4 separate regions of the Homo sapiens genome follow, and all the other regions are linked to region 2. The links are chromatin contacts, found by Hi-C or POLR2A ChIA-PET in ENCODE. All regions are on one chromosome and are shown on one strand. The core of a region is the stretch at or near the end of the contact, and the rest is flanking DNA. Distances in the headings are between cores, read along the strand shown. Region 1 has its middle 64 kb from the start of PLCG2. Region 2 holds the start of C16orf46 (chromosome 16 open reading frame 46). Region 3 holds the start of PLCG2 (phospholipase C gamma 2). Region 4 holds the start of SDR42E1 (short chain dehydrogenase/reductase family 42E, member 1).

Region 1 (3,331 bases), core at 686-3,185, 640 kb after region 2:
ACCGGCGTAGGGCCTGGCTCACCACAGGTGTTCATTGCTCCAAGGGTTGGGGGAAGATGTAGCCGGGGGCCACTCTCAGCCTTCCTCCCTGCTCTGCCCCGCAGCAGCTGGGCTCCTCTGCCCACTGGGTGAAGCTGGAGAATGCAGGCTCCCCGCTGGAAGAAGTAGGGGGTGTCTTCCCTGGCATCCCAGCCGCTGTGCCCGTTGCTGGCAGGAGTTGCCTCCCTCCGTGGGCTGCTCACCAGGATTCCAGCTTTCGAGGTAACACAGCTCCCTGTCTCGCCCCTTCAGCCTTAGCCTGGGAACTGCCCCTCGCTGGTTCCTGGGTGCCTCAGCGTCCCTAACCCTGCCTGCACCTCTGCGATGCTCACACCTGGCCTGTGCCTCCTCCCAGCTGCACTGAGTTACACCACGTACTCCCCTCGCCCTTCAACCCAGGGGTGGTGATAGCTCCCCTGGTTACTGGTTACTGGTTCCTGGGTTCCCGGGTGCCTCTGCATCCCTTGCTAATTACCTAGCCTGGAGCCCCGCCCACCCTTCATAGCTAGCGCTTCTTTCCTTCTCTCCAGAATTCTCTTCTCTCTGAGGGGTCTCTGCGAGGACCTACCTCAATGACCATCCCCCACCTCCAAGTAAAACCAGCAACTGTTGGTGCCAGCCCCAAATGGGCCCAGTGAGAGTCCAACAGAGATCTAACCCCGTGCTGGGGACAGCGGTATTAATTCAGAATTTTTTTTTTTTTTTTTTTTTTTGAGACGGAGTCTCGCTCTGTCGCCCAGGCTGGAGGGCAGTGGCGCGATCTCGGCTCACTGCAAGCTCCACCTCCCGGGTTCACGCCATTCTCCCGCCTCAGCCTCCCGAGTAGCTGGGACTACAGGCGCCGCCACCACGCCCGGCTAATTTTTTGTATTTTTATTAGAGACGGGGTTTCACCGTGTTAGCCAGGATGGTCTCGATCTCCTGACCTGGTGATCCGCCTGCCTCGGCCTCCCAAAGTGCTGGGATTACAGGCATGAGCCACCGGGCCCGGCCTAATTCAGAAAATTTAAGGCAAATCCTGTCATTGGGAGCAGTGTGAAGCTCAACCAAGAGGGCAACAATTGGATTCTTACAAACAGCTCTGGGGCTGCCTGGCAATGCACATCTCCACGTTGCCCCACTTACAGCGCCTGCCTTAGAACGCGCTGTCTTCCGGTCTCTTACACTGCAGTGTGAATGGCGCTCCCCAGAGTTGTGCAGCATGAGAACCTGGTGAGCTGAGCTGTCATTTGTGACTGACAGGCTGCTCTAAAGCTAGCTAGACTTTGCTAGAAGCTCCCCCAGAGCACAATAAGAAAAAAGAGATCAGAGAATCTTGGAAAAGGGCTTGGCCTCATTCATTCATTCATCCATTCATGCATTCAGCAATTCATTATTGAGGACCTGCTTCCAACAGGTCCAGGGGGAGTGCTAGAAAACATGTGAGAAGAAGCAAAAGACCTACAGCTCAATAACAAAAAACCAAATAACCCAATTAAAAAATGGGCAAAGGTCTGTCAGAATTCGATAGAAATAAACATGGGCAAAGGGGCCAGGCGCGGTGGCTCATGCCAGTAATCCCAACACTTTGGGAGGCCGAGGCAGGCAGATCACAAGGTCAGGAGTTCAAGACAAGCCTGGCCAACATAGTGAAACACCACCTCTACTAAAAATACAAAAAATTAGCTCGGCGTAATGGTGAACGCCTGTAATACCAGCTACTCGGGAGGCTGAGCCAGGAGAATTGCTTGAACCGGGGAGGCAGAGGTTGCAGTGAGCTGAGATCGCGCCACTGCACTCCAGCCTGTGTGACAGAGCGAGATTCTGTCTAAAAAAAAAAAAAAAAAAAGTCACTAATCGTCAAGGAAATGCAAATGAAAACCACAATGAGATACCACCTGACACCTGTGAGGTGTGGCCATCATCAAAAACAAAAGAAAACAAAGGTTGGTGAGTGTGTGGAGAACAGGGGAACCCTGGTACGTTGTTGGTGAGAATGGAAATTGGTGGATAGCCACTGTGGAAAACAGCAGGGAGCTTCCTCAAAAAATGAAAAACAGAACTACCATATATGATCCAGCAATCGCACTTCTGGGAACATATCCAAAGGAATTGAAATCAGGATCTAGAGAAGAGATCTGCACTGTCATGTTCACTGCAGGACTGTCCACAACTGTCAAGATACAGAATCGGCCCAATTGTCCCTCAGCAGATGAATGGATAAAGAAAATGTGATATATACACACAATGGAACACCATTCCAAAGTGGTGTCCTTTACGCCTTTACAAAGAAGGGAATCCTGCTCTTTGCAGCATCGTGGAGGAACTGGAGGGCATGTGTGCTAAGTGAAATAAACCAGGCACAGGAGGACAGATACTGCATAATACCACTTCTATGAGGAATCTAAAATAATCAAACTCATAGAAACAGAAAGTGGAATGGTGGTTGCCAAGGGCTGAAGGGAGGGGGAAGTGGGGAGGTATTGGTCAAAGGGAACGAAGTTTCAGGTATGCAAGATGGAAAAACCCTTGAGAAGTACCATACGCATAATGACCATAGTTAACAATATTACAGTATATACTTAAGATTTGCTAAGCATGGAGATGTTATTATCACACACAATCGTAATAACAAATAACTGGGGCGGGAGGAAACTTTTGAAGGAGATGGAAAGGTTTATGGCATAGACTATGATGTTATCCCCAGGAGCAATTTGGGGAGGTTCAGACTCTTGGAGCCAGACGCTGCATGACCCCTAAACTGAAATTTCTAATCTTGTAGCTAATTTGTTAGTCCTGCAAAGGCAGTCTGGTCCCCAGGCAAGAAGGAGGTCTTTTCAGGAAAGGGCTGTTACCAATTTTGTTTCAGAGTCAAGCCATGAACTGAATTCCTTCCCAAAGTTAGTTTGACTTACGTTCAGGAATGAACAAGGACAACTTAAAGGTTAGAAGCAAGATAGAGTCGGTTAGGTCTGATTTCTTTCACTGCCATCATTTCTCCTGTTAAAATTTTGCAAAGGCAGTTTCAGTATGGTTTCACGGGTGTATGCTCATCCCCACACTCACCGAGTTGTATGTGTTAAATATGTACGGCTTCTTGTATGTAACCACCCAACAGGTTCACCACGCCCACTGCCTAGACAGGGCCAATTGATCAAGATAGGGCCAATTGATCAAGACAGGGGAAATGCAATGGAGAAAGAGTAATTTACACAGAGCCAGCTGTGCGGGAGCCCAGAGTTTCATTTTTATTCAAATCAGTCTCCCTGAATATTTGGGAATCAGAGTTTTTAAAGATAATTTGGCGAGTGGG
Region 2 (3,306 bases), core at 22-2,521:
GCCACACACCCTCATCTTCCTACAAGCTATAGGTTTAAAGGAATCTTAAATTCCAACCAGGGAAAGATGAGTTTCTGGCAGCCTCATTTGGAATTTGAATGAACGTTCCTGTGGGTCGGCTCCTTAACAACCTATGCTGAATGAAGGAATAATCATTAGAAATATTGTTAGCCATGGCAGAAGTTAAGTTTCTTAATACAGGACCAATCTTCACTTACATGAACCAGTTAAATAGGTCCTGAAGACTGACCTGGGCATCCTGATCATTTGTGACACAGTTTCTACAGGAAAATGAGTTGGGAGTCGCATTTAGAAACACACTGGAAGGAGCTGAACCTTTGTCTGAAAGTTAAGCACCCGCGCCACCCAACTTGCACAATTTGTTCATATTTCCAAGAGTATAAATTTTATCCTCCTTGTTAATTATATGTGCCTTCTGCTTATTATATGCCTACAGGTCACAGGAACCTCAAGTATTTCACAGAATGATGCCAAGGAGCGCAGTTTCTACACCATCCCTCCCGATCAGACCACATCTATTCCAATCTCAGTCTCAAACTCTTCCCCTTTTTCAACTCACATTAATGAATTCACTAAGTACCTAGCACTGAGAATAAAAAGCTAAAGCAGCATCCGTCTTCTCTACTCTCACACAGCTTACAGTCCACAGCAAAGCGCAAGTCATCAAACACACGCGCTCCACCTGCCACCCCTAAAGCCCAGGCGCATCACGCTCGGCTCCACCTCTTCATCTAGCCCCGCCCCTTCCTGCAGGCCACACCCCTTTCTCTATCAGGCTCCTCCCTTTATGCCATAAGCCTTTTTTCCTCATCTAGCTCTTCCCCTTCCTCCGCCAGTTCCTACCGTGCCACAAAGACGCCTGCCCTTCTTTCAAACTATCCCATTCAGAAAAGCGTTCTGGATTGCCCGTTCGAATTCCTCCCCGTCCTCCGTCTACCCACCCTTAAAGGGTTCCGCTCCCAACGGATCCTCCTCAGGCCCCGCCCCTCCCCAGACCCCGCCCGCTCTGGGGAAGCCCCGGCACATAGTGCCTCTGCCTTTCGCTCCCTCTCGCTTCCTTTCGAACGAGGCAGGGACTCTCGCTCTGTCGCCTTTGGAGTGGTCCCGGGCCTTGCCCCAGGGGTGGAGAAATGGCCGCTCACACCTACCTGTGGGGCCAAGCGGATGGAAGGCCCCGAGACAGCTAGTCCCGGCCTACTGGCAAGAGCTACTCAGGTCGCTGCCGGATGGGCCGTTGCCTTGGGTTACGACCACGCTGGGGGCGGGACCGCGGCGGAAGTGACGTAGCCCAACAAAGCCTAGCACTGGCGAGGCGGTTCGTGGCATCTCCTATCCGCTCCGGGCGCTGCCGCCGGAAGGGCCAGCGACGGAGGGTCTCAGATGGCGGGGCTTGAGGCCCACCCGGGCTCTCGGGTCGGCGAGTCCCGTTGGGGAGCCCTTGTGCCTGCTAGGATATTTAGCAGATGCCAGGCGGCCAGAAACGTCCTCACTTTTCTCCCTCGGCCCTCTGGGGAACCGCCGTGAGCGTTTCCCACGGACACAAACTTAACAGGCCCAGAACGTCCAGGGAGGACGCGTTGTGAGCCTCAAAGAGCCCACTTACGTGACCGACAGCACCAGGCCGACGGGCACTCGCTGAACTGCTGGCCCGGAGCAGCACAGCTCTTAAGTGGGCAGTGGCATCTTTTATACAAATAAAGGAAGGTGGCCCCACGTCCCTAAAACAACAGCTTGCTGAAGAGAGATCGCAAAGCATCCCCCACTCCAGCTCGGGTCTGACTCCAAAGCCCTTCTGCTTTAGAAAGTGTGACTATTTCTGCTGTAGAAAACCGGTATCTAGGCCAGGCGCGGTGGCTCACGCCTGTAATCCCAGCACTTGGGAGGCCGAGGTGGGTGTATCACCTGAGATCAGGAGTTCGAAACTAGCCTGGTCAACATGGCGAAACCGTGTCTCTACTAAAAATACAAAAATTCGCCGGGTGTGGTGGCGGGCGCCTGTAATCTCAGCTATTTGGGAAACTGAGGCAGGAGACTGGCTCGAACCCGGGTGGCGGAGGTTGCAGTGAGCTGTGATGGCACCACTGCACTCCAGCCTGGAGAGCAAAACTCAAGTCTCAAAAAAAATTTTGGTATCTAAGTTCTCTAGCACTGTGATTGCTCCAATGAGACGGATTCAGCTATAATTCTATTCCAACTTTTTTCATACGTGTAAGCTTAGGTACCTTGTTCACATAAATAGGAAGATGCAAATAAAAGGGGTTTTATTGTATCTCAAGCTAGTAAGTATTAACCAAAAACATTTAAATGTTTTATCAGTTGACAATTTGTTTTGGTCTTCCTTCAGATCTATTGAAAACAGCTGGGCACCGTGGCTCACACCTGGAATCCCAGCTGAGGCAGGAGGCTCCCTTGAGCCCAGGAGTTGAAGGTTGCAGTAAGCTATGATTGTGTCACTGCACTCCAGCCTGGGAAACAGTGCAAGACCTTGCATATTAGAAAAAAGTTTCTGGGAAGTATACCAAAAGTCTTAACTAAGATTTGCTAAATGAATATTAATTAAATAACCTAACGGCAAGTACATGGGGAAGTTGGAGGATCTAGAACCTGACTTCCTTCACACTAACTATTCCTGCATTTAGCAGGTAAAAGCCCGATAGCATGATTGAGTGGAAACATGAAGGGACAAGGGTTTGGCTAGTTATGTTTATAAAAAGTCAACATAGGAATTGAGTCAAGATACCAGAAACTCTACTTATAGTAAGATCCCACTTTGCAAAAACGGAGAATGGAAGCGTACAGAACTGTACCTTCTCCTCAATTTTGCTGTGACTGTAAACTTCCTCTAACACATAAAATGTATTTTAAAGAAAAAAAGCCAGGAGTGGTGGCTTGCGTCTGTAATACCAGTTACTCACAGGAGAGGCTAAGGCAGGAGAATCACTTGAGACCAGCTTGGGAAGTGTCACAAGACCCCATATCTATTTTTTAAAATTAAAGGGAGATGGGTGGGTGCGGTGGCTCACACCTGTAATCCCAGCACTTTGGGAGGCTGAGGCGGGTCAATCACTTGAGGTCAGAAGTTCAAGACCAGCCCAGCCAACATGGCGAAACCCCATTTCAAAACCCTAATACAAAAATTAGCCGGGTGTGGTGATGGACGCCTGTAATCCCAGCTACTCAGGAGGCTGAGGTGGGAGAATCACCTGAACCCGTGAGGTGGAGGTTGCAGTGAGCCAAGATCGCACCATTGCACTCCAGCCTGGGCGGCAGGAAAGGCCTGTTGCA
Region 3 (3,261 bases), core at 229-2,728, 700 kb after region 2:
TGAGACCAATCTGGCCAACATAGTGAAACCGCGTCTCTAGTAAAAATACAAAAAATTAGCCAAGCATGATGGCATACACCTATAATCCCAGCTACTCAGGAGGCTGAGGCAGGAGAATCGCTTAAACCTGGGAGGTGGAGGTTGCAGTGAGCCGAGATCGTGCCACTGCACTCCAGCCTGGGCAAGAGAGCAAGACTTTGTCTCAAAAAAAAAAAAAAACAAAAAAAAAACAAAAAAAAAAACAAAAAAAACCAAAAACACACACACACAAAAAAAACGCTATAACAGACCAGTGGCACATGCCTGTGATCCCAGTGCTTTGGGAGGTAGAGGCAGGAGGATTGCTTGAGGTCAGGAGTTCAAGAACAGCCTGGGACACATAGTGAGACCTCATGTCGAAAAAAGAGAAAATTAGCCAAGTGTGGTGTGCCTCTATAGTCCCAGCTCTTCAGGAGGCAGAAGCAGGAGGATCGCTTGAGTCCCGGAGTTCGAGGATGTGGTGAGCTATGATGGCACCACTGCACTCCAGCCTGGGTGACAGAGTGAGACCCTGCCTCTTAGAAAACAGAAGCTATAACTCAAGCAACTTGGAAGTGAAATTCAAGTGCCTGACAGCTGTCTAGGTGCCCCTGAAACTGCCTCTAGTCACAACAAAGATACCTCCATCAAAGAGCATAGGAAGGGTTTGAATCAGATAGCTTCATGCAACACACGAACGGAAAAATAAATTTCTTAAAGAACATATTAGCTTCTTCCCATGAGATCAGGAAAACGGGACATCAATTGTCTGGGGTTCTTTGCTCCTGACTCCCTTTGGGGCTGGCACTATGTTGATCACGTTTTACAGATGGGGAAACTGAGGCTGTCGGTTTTTAAGTGGTCTGCCTAAGGTAGCAGTAAGGGTTGGTCTGACTCCAGCGCAGCCTCAACGAGGGCTTCAAATTAGGGCCATGAATTGGCAATTCCTGGCGGGTAATTGTGAAGAGTATATTTATTTTTAATTTTTATTTATTTATTTTTGAGACGGAGTGTCTCTCGGCCACACCCATCCTAGCTCATTGCTGTCTCGAACTCTCGAGCTCAGACGATCCTCCCGTCTAGGCTTCCCAAAGAGCTGGGATGACAGGCGTGAGCCCGGGCGCCCGGCCGGGAGTGTGTTAAGTATACGGCAAACACCTGGACTGCGGCCGGCTCTCCAGGAATGCCATGATATTGGGGAATTCCCTTTGCACCTGGCCAAGTGGCCTCGGGCAGGTAGCCTCCCCTCGGGTTGCCTCAGTTTCTTCTTTGGCACGCAGAGGCGGGGCTCCAGGCCTGGGCCGCTCCATGGCGGGGAGGGCGCGGGGACGCTGCACTCGGGGTGCGCTCCGAGAGGCGGACCCGGCTGGGCGCGCCTGGGGCGGGGCGAGGCGGGGCGAGGCTGGGCGGTGCGGGGGGCGGCCCCCGAGGATCACGTGGCGCGGCGCCGCGGCCGAAGCAGAAGTAGCGAGCGCCGGCGGCGGAGGGCGTGAGCGGCGCTGAGTGACCCGAGTCGGGACGCGGGCTGCGCGCGCGGGACCCCGGAGCCCAAACCCGGGGCAGGCGGGCAGCTGTGCCCGGGCGGCACGGCCAGGTGAGCTGCCCGGCCGGGAGCGAGGCAGGCAGGGCGCCCAGGGACCTGCGCCCCGCGGGGACCGGCTCCCAGGGCGCTGCGTCCGAGGGGGTCTGCGTCCTGGCTCAGCCGGAGCGGGCAGGGACGGGGCGCACCCTCGGGGACCCCGGCCCGCCGTGCCCGGGGTCCGTTTGGTGACGGCAGGGATCCTGGCCCAGCCGCTGGCCACTTCCTCACCCCGGGCCGGCGCCACCTCTCCGGTCCGTGCGGTGGGGCGGCCCCAGCTTTGAATGGGGACCGGGAGGAAGGTCAGGGGTCGTGTGGGGGCTGGCGTTCAAAACTCCTCTTTTCGAGCGGCTCTGCGTGGGGTGGCGCCGTCTCTCTTGACGGCCCTTGTGCCCAGAGCTCGCGGACGCTCGGAGCCACACTTCCCTGTCTCACTTCGGTGGTTGCGGGTGGCGGGTGGGAGCGATACCGCGGGAGGCGCAGTCCTTCCCGGAGACTTTTGGAGAGCTTGCAGGACACTCGCGATGCCCGCTCCGCAGCTGTCTGCGTAATTATGCGTGTGTCTGTGCGTGTTGTGTTTTGTTGTGTTTTGGAATCCCAAAGAGGGCATTACCCGCACAGCGCAAGAGTTCAGGTTAAAGACGTGCCCCGTTTGGACGGGGAGCTCCTGGATTCCAGCAGGACGGTGGGGCGGGGCTCTCTTGGTACCCTAATCTTGAACTAGGGTGAGAAACTATGGGGGGCGGGGTGGTAAAGGGGTGACATGGCGCGAGGGAAACAGGTGGCCTTGCCCGTCGGAACTTAATTTGAATTTCAGTTCCATCAGTGGGACCCTGGGCAAGTTGAAGAACCTTTTTGAGTCTGTTTCCCCCTCTGGATACTGGAGCCACCCAATTTTCCAGGGCTGTGTCGAGAATTGGGGCTTATTGCTGTTCCACGAGGTTCGCTGAGAATCGGGGCGCATCCATGGAGAGTCCTTGGGCAGTTCCTGACTCTCTGGTTCAAGGGCATTCTCTGGGGCATGGGCCCTCGTCCTTGACTACAGTTCTGCGGGGAAGTTTTACAGAATTTTGAAGTCTATGCCAGCCTCAAGCAGTTTCTCTTGCAAAGGTGTGTGTGCAGTCACGTGTATACCAGCTCAGGGACAATCGTCATTGTGAGCCTCACTGATGTTTAAGTCACCTAATGATGCAGCTGCCTTCCCCCACCAGCGACTGGAGTATGGGCAGTTCCTCTGGAAGTGGAAAAGCACAGACCCCATGAATAGCCCTTTTGCACTCATTGGGTAGAGTCAATGAAAAGCTGCTGGTGAGAAAACTTTTGAAAACATTTCTTGGTCAGGCACGGTGGCTCACACCTGTAATCCCAGCACTTTGGGAGGCCGAGCTGGGCTGATCACTTGAGGTCAAGCGTTCCAGACCAGCCTCACCAACATGGTGAAACCCCATCTCTACTAAAACTACAAAAATTACCTGGGCGTGGTGGTGGCCGCCTGTAATCCCAGCTACCCAGGAGGCTGAGGCAGGAGAATCACTTGAACCCAGGAGGTGGAGGTTGCAGTGAACCCAGATCATGCCACTGCACTCCAGCCTGGGTGACAAGAGAGACTCCATCTCAAGACAAACAAACAAACAAACAAACACACACAAACACTTCTTAATTTA
Region 4 (3,289 bases), core at 441-2,940, 930 kb after region 2:
GTGAGGGCATGAGATTTGGGAGGGGCCAGGGGCGGAATGATATGGTTTGGCTGTGTCTCCACCCAAATCTCACCTTGAATTGTAGATCCCATAATTACCACGTGTCCTGGGAGGGACCCAGTGGGAGGTAACTGAATCACAGGGGTGGGTTTTTCCCATGCCGTTCTCTTGATAGTGAATAAGTCTCAAAAGATCTGATGGTTTTATAAAGGGGAGTTCCCCTACACAAGCTCTCTTGCCTGCCACCATATAAGACGTAAGATGTGACTTTGCTCCTCTTTTGCCTTCTGGCATGATTATGAGGCTTCCCCAGCCATGTGGAACTGTGAGTCCATCAAACCTCTTAACTTTATAAATTACCCAGTCTTGGGTATGTTTTTATTAGCAGCATGAGAATGGATTAATACAGGTAGTTTAAAGGTTTAGCATTTAAGCCTCAGGACAATCTTCCGAAGTTGTTACTAGTATTATCATCAGCTTTCAGAAATGAGGAAAATAGATCAGAGGTTAGGAACCTTGCCCACAAATTATGCAGGTCATAAGGGGTTGGGCAGGGTTCAGGACTTGAAGCCGGGTCTGTATGACTCTTAACCACTACATGTAATGCCGCACAATAAGGCTGGGACAATACAGATTCGCTTAGGTCATTATCTTATCACTGTGAAAGGAAAATAAATCTTGGGGTCCCAAGATCACTAAGCTAAAGGGAAAAGTCAAGCTGAGAACTGCTTAGGGCAAACCTGCCTCCCATTCTATTCATGTATCTCTGCTCACTAAAATAAAGGCATATCTGATTGCTTCCTTTGGAGAGGCTAATCAAACTCAAAATAATGCAACCATTTGTCTCTTACCTACCTATGACCTGGAAGCCCCCTCCCCGTTTCGAGTTGTCCCGCCTTTCCAGACCGAAAAACATGTTCATCTTACATCTGTTCTTGTCTCATGTCTCCCTAAAATGTAGAAAACGAAACTGGGCTCTGACCACATTAAGAATACATCGTCAGGACCGCCTGAGGCTGTGTCATGGGTACATGTCTTCAACCTTGGCAAAATAAACTTTCTAAATGAACTGAGACCCGTCTCAGATTTTCAGGGCTCACTCCACCTCCACAATTTCTGTCACATCTGATTCATCTGGTATTATGACTAGCCTATAAGGTTTTGTTTAAACCTACTTACCTTTTCCCAACAAATACATGCAGTTTAAATGGGAACCTGTCACTGCCACTTTTAAGTGGCAAACCAGAACCAAGTGATAAAGAGGAGGTAATCGTTCTCCCAAAGTGTGCAGAAAATCAAAGACAGGAATCAAGTATAGCCAGCCACCTGTGGAAAGTTCGGAGCTTGGGGCCCCGATGTCCTTAAAAACAAAAAATGCGGAGGGCCAGTGTTTGAGGCCTTGGCGACATTCTAGAAAGCCAAGCTGCGCCCGGTCCCCTGGGATCAGGAAGACATCTGAAAGGGGATACTCCTTCCCGCCACCCTGCTCAGTCATTCACCACCGTCCCCCACCCCCGGGACCGCCACCTGTCGCGTTCCAGGCCGAGGCGGTCCAGGGTCCCCGCGGAAGGGCGGCGGCCCCCCAACCCCAGCCCAGGCCCACTCACAGCTGCAGGAACAAGGGCGCGGCAGACGGCTACAGCAGGCAGAGAGGCCCAGGCCTCCTAGCTACCCATCACCACAGCTGGGGCGCCGAAGCCGTCGGACCTGCCTCCTGGAGCCACTTCCGGGCCTCTCTAGGAAGCCTGGAGGTCTCGGAGTCTCTATGACGCGCAGGTGTCTCCTTCACCTTCACCGGCGTTGAGGTAGCAGGAGGTTCGCTTCATGAATTCCCCCACGTTCTCTGGCTGTGCGTTCCGCCGTGGCGGGAACCCTTTTAGGGTCACGTCTTCCCCCACGTCCCCTGTCTGTGCGTTCCGCCGTGGTGGGAACCCTGTTAGGGCCACGTCAACTGCTCTTCCCACCTCCAGTGTCTGCTTTTAGACTTTCACCTCCATCTTTGTTTATCCCCAAGGCCAAGACCAGTGCCTGATAAATAGGCACTCAGGTCAGCATTGCTTGGGTGGATGGATGATGGAAAAGGCTCTATAGGGAGGCAGAATATTCACTCTCCATGTATCTCTTTAAGTTTCTATTATCTCTGAGTTTCCATATCTATGTGTGCCCATAGGTTTTCCTGTGTCCCTAATTTTCCTTATTTCTCTTTGTTCTGGTCGCCAAGCAGGCAGTGATGCCAAGACTAATCTTTGTTGCTGAAGGAACCAAGGAATGCAGAAAGGAAAGTTGGCATCCTCACTCAGAGGTCTCCTTTTGAGGCCCATCTTTTGTCTCCTCATCATGAGTGTGGTTCTGTGGATGGTTGCAGACTGTACACGTGTATGGACATGCATCCTGGAATGGACCCCTGGCTGGGGAGGATTTCATTTTAGTGTCTTGGAGGATGGAAGTTTTGACTTCATGTGGTGCTCTTGCCGATAGATCTGGTACCAAAGGCAGACTCAGAGAGGTTCATATCAATTGCCTGATTTACTGCTCAGTTTTCACTAAGCACACACAGTCACAAGGACAAAGCTCAAGTCCTAGGATATAAAAATTAATGAAGCCCAGGTGAAGAAATCAAGAAGTGCCAGTCCCTGGCACTGGCCTCTCTCATAGGATGCTCTGGCTTTCCTGCCTGTCTTGTCCTCACCTATTAGGCAGGCATAAGTCACAGGAGACTTCTTGTGCTAAGCAGTCTTAAAGAACAGCTTTGCAGTGGCTGCTTAGGATACATAAAAATTAGAAGAGAAGAGGAAGGGTATTCAGGGGGCTGAGAGACCAGCTATATGCTCTTGAGGCCAGCAGCTAAGGAAGAAAAGACCCACTGAGGATGCAGTAAAGAAGACAGACTTCCTTTGGGGAATTACAGGATCCTCTGAGGGATACCCAGATTTAGAGTGTGTGGATAAACATGAGAAATGGTGAATTTAAATGTTAGTATTCTTGTGCCACCGAGGACTCTTTTAAAATATAATCAGGCGTGTTTTAAAGGAAAATTACAAACTCTATAATTGCTTCCTTAGCTTCCATCATAATTTAGTGAGTTGATTTTATAAAGGTCTGACCAAGAGATCTAAGACAGAAATGACTGGAGAAAGAAATTAACTTCAATGTGAGTTTGTATATCAGTGTTTGTTTAGTATTGTCTTCCCCCAATAATATGTCCAGGCAGTGGATGCATCTCAGAAAGATCAGTTTGCTGTCACAATTACTCACAGGTGTGCAGTATTTTATTTCTCACTCCGATCAC

Evidence for each region. Hi-C counts contacts between places; a loop is a spot of excess contacts on that map. ChIA-PET counts read pairs that join two places held with the same protein, here RNA polymerase II (POLR2A). Pooled maps may share reads with other maps.
Region 1: a map of CD8-positive, alpha-beta T cell shows a loop between it and region 2 (26-fold over the local background). The contact joins the enhancer-like site here to the promoter of C16orf46 in region 2. A Hi-C loop is called at or near these places in 1 of 168 maps with a recorded cell type or tissue (CD8-positive, alpha-beta T cell), 2 of 37 single-sample maps with no recorded cell type and 10 of 50 pooled maps. POLR2A ChIA-PET finds 5 or more read pairs at or near these places in 2 of 52 experiments (AG04449 and WTC11).
Region 3: a pooled map shows a loop between it and region 2 (19-fold over the local background). The contact joins the promoter of PLCG2 here to the promoter of C16orf46 in region 2. A Hi-C loop is called at or near these places in 7 of 50 pooled maps.
Region 4: a loop to region 2 is called in a pooled map, with 16 times the contacts of the local background. The contact joins the promoter of SDR42E1 here to the promoter of C16orf46 in region 2. A Hi-C loop is called at or near these places in 7 of 50 pooled maps.

The regions. Positions count from the first base shown.
Region 1 is chr16:81,713,561-81,716,891 of GRCh38, forward strand. No RefSeq gene overlaps it. Among named protein-coding and RNA genes, the nearest start is that of PLCG2, 64 kb to the right of the region's middle. RefSeq lists enhancers at 1-25, 26-706. Within about 2 kb of position 1,936, at least 5 of the 41 ENCODE cell types and tissues checked have a DNase peak (open chromatin) inside an H3K27ac peak, as active enhancers do; they include CD8-positive, alpha-beta T cell, where a contact is called at or near this core.
Region 2 is chr16:81,075,967-81,079,272 of GRCh38, forward strand. C16orf46 (chromosome 16 open reading frame 46) reads right to left here and starts at 1,272. Exons shown (of 4, transcript NM_152337.3): 1 at 1,170-1,272. It overlaps C16orf46-AS1 (C16orf46 antisense RNA 1), which reads left to right. Exons shown (of 2, transcript XR_007065137.1): 2 at 458-632. RefSeq lists enhancers at 804-943, 1,035-1,695, 1,534-1,583, 1,696-2,354.
Region 3 is chr16:81,777,813-81,781,073 of GRCh38, forward strand. PLCG2 (phospholipase C gamma 2) reads left to right here and starts at 1,479. Exons shown (of 33, transcript NM_002661.5): 1 at 1,479-1,612. RefSeq lists silencers at 972-1,266, 1,295-1,564, 1,595-1,694, 1,705-1,784.
Region 4 is chr16:82,009,780-82,013,068 of GRCh38, forward strand. SDR42E1 (short chain dehydrogenase/reductase family 42E, member 1) reads right to left here and starts at 1,691. Exons shown (of 3, transcript NM_145168.3): 1 at 1,608-1,691. RefSeq lists a silencer at 1,466-1,615 and enhancers at 1,856-1,945, 1,956-2,035.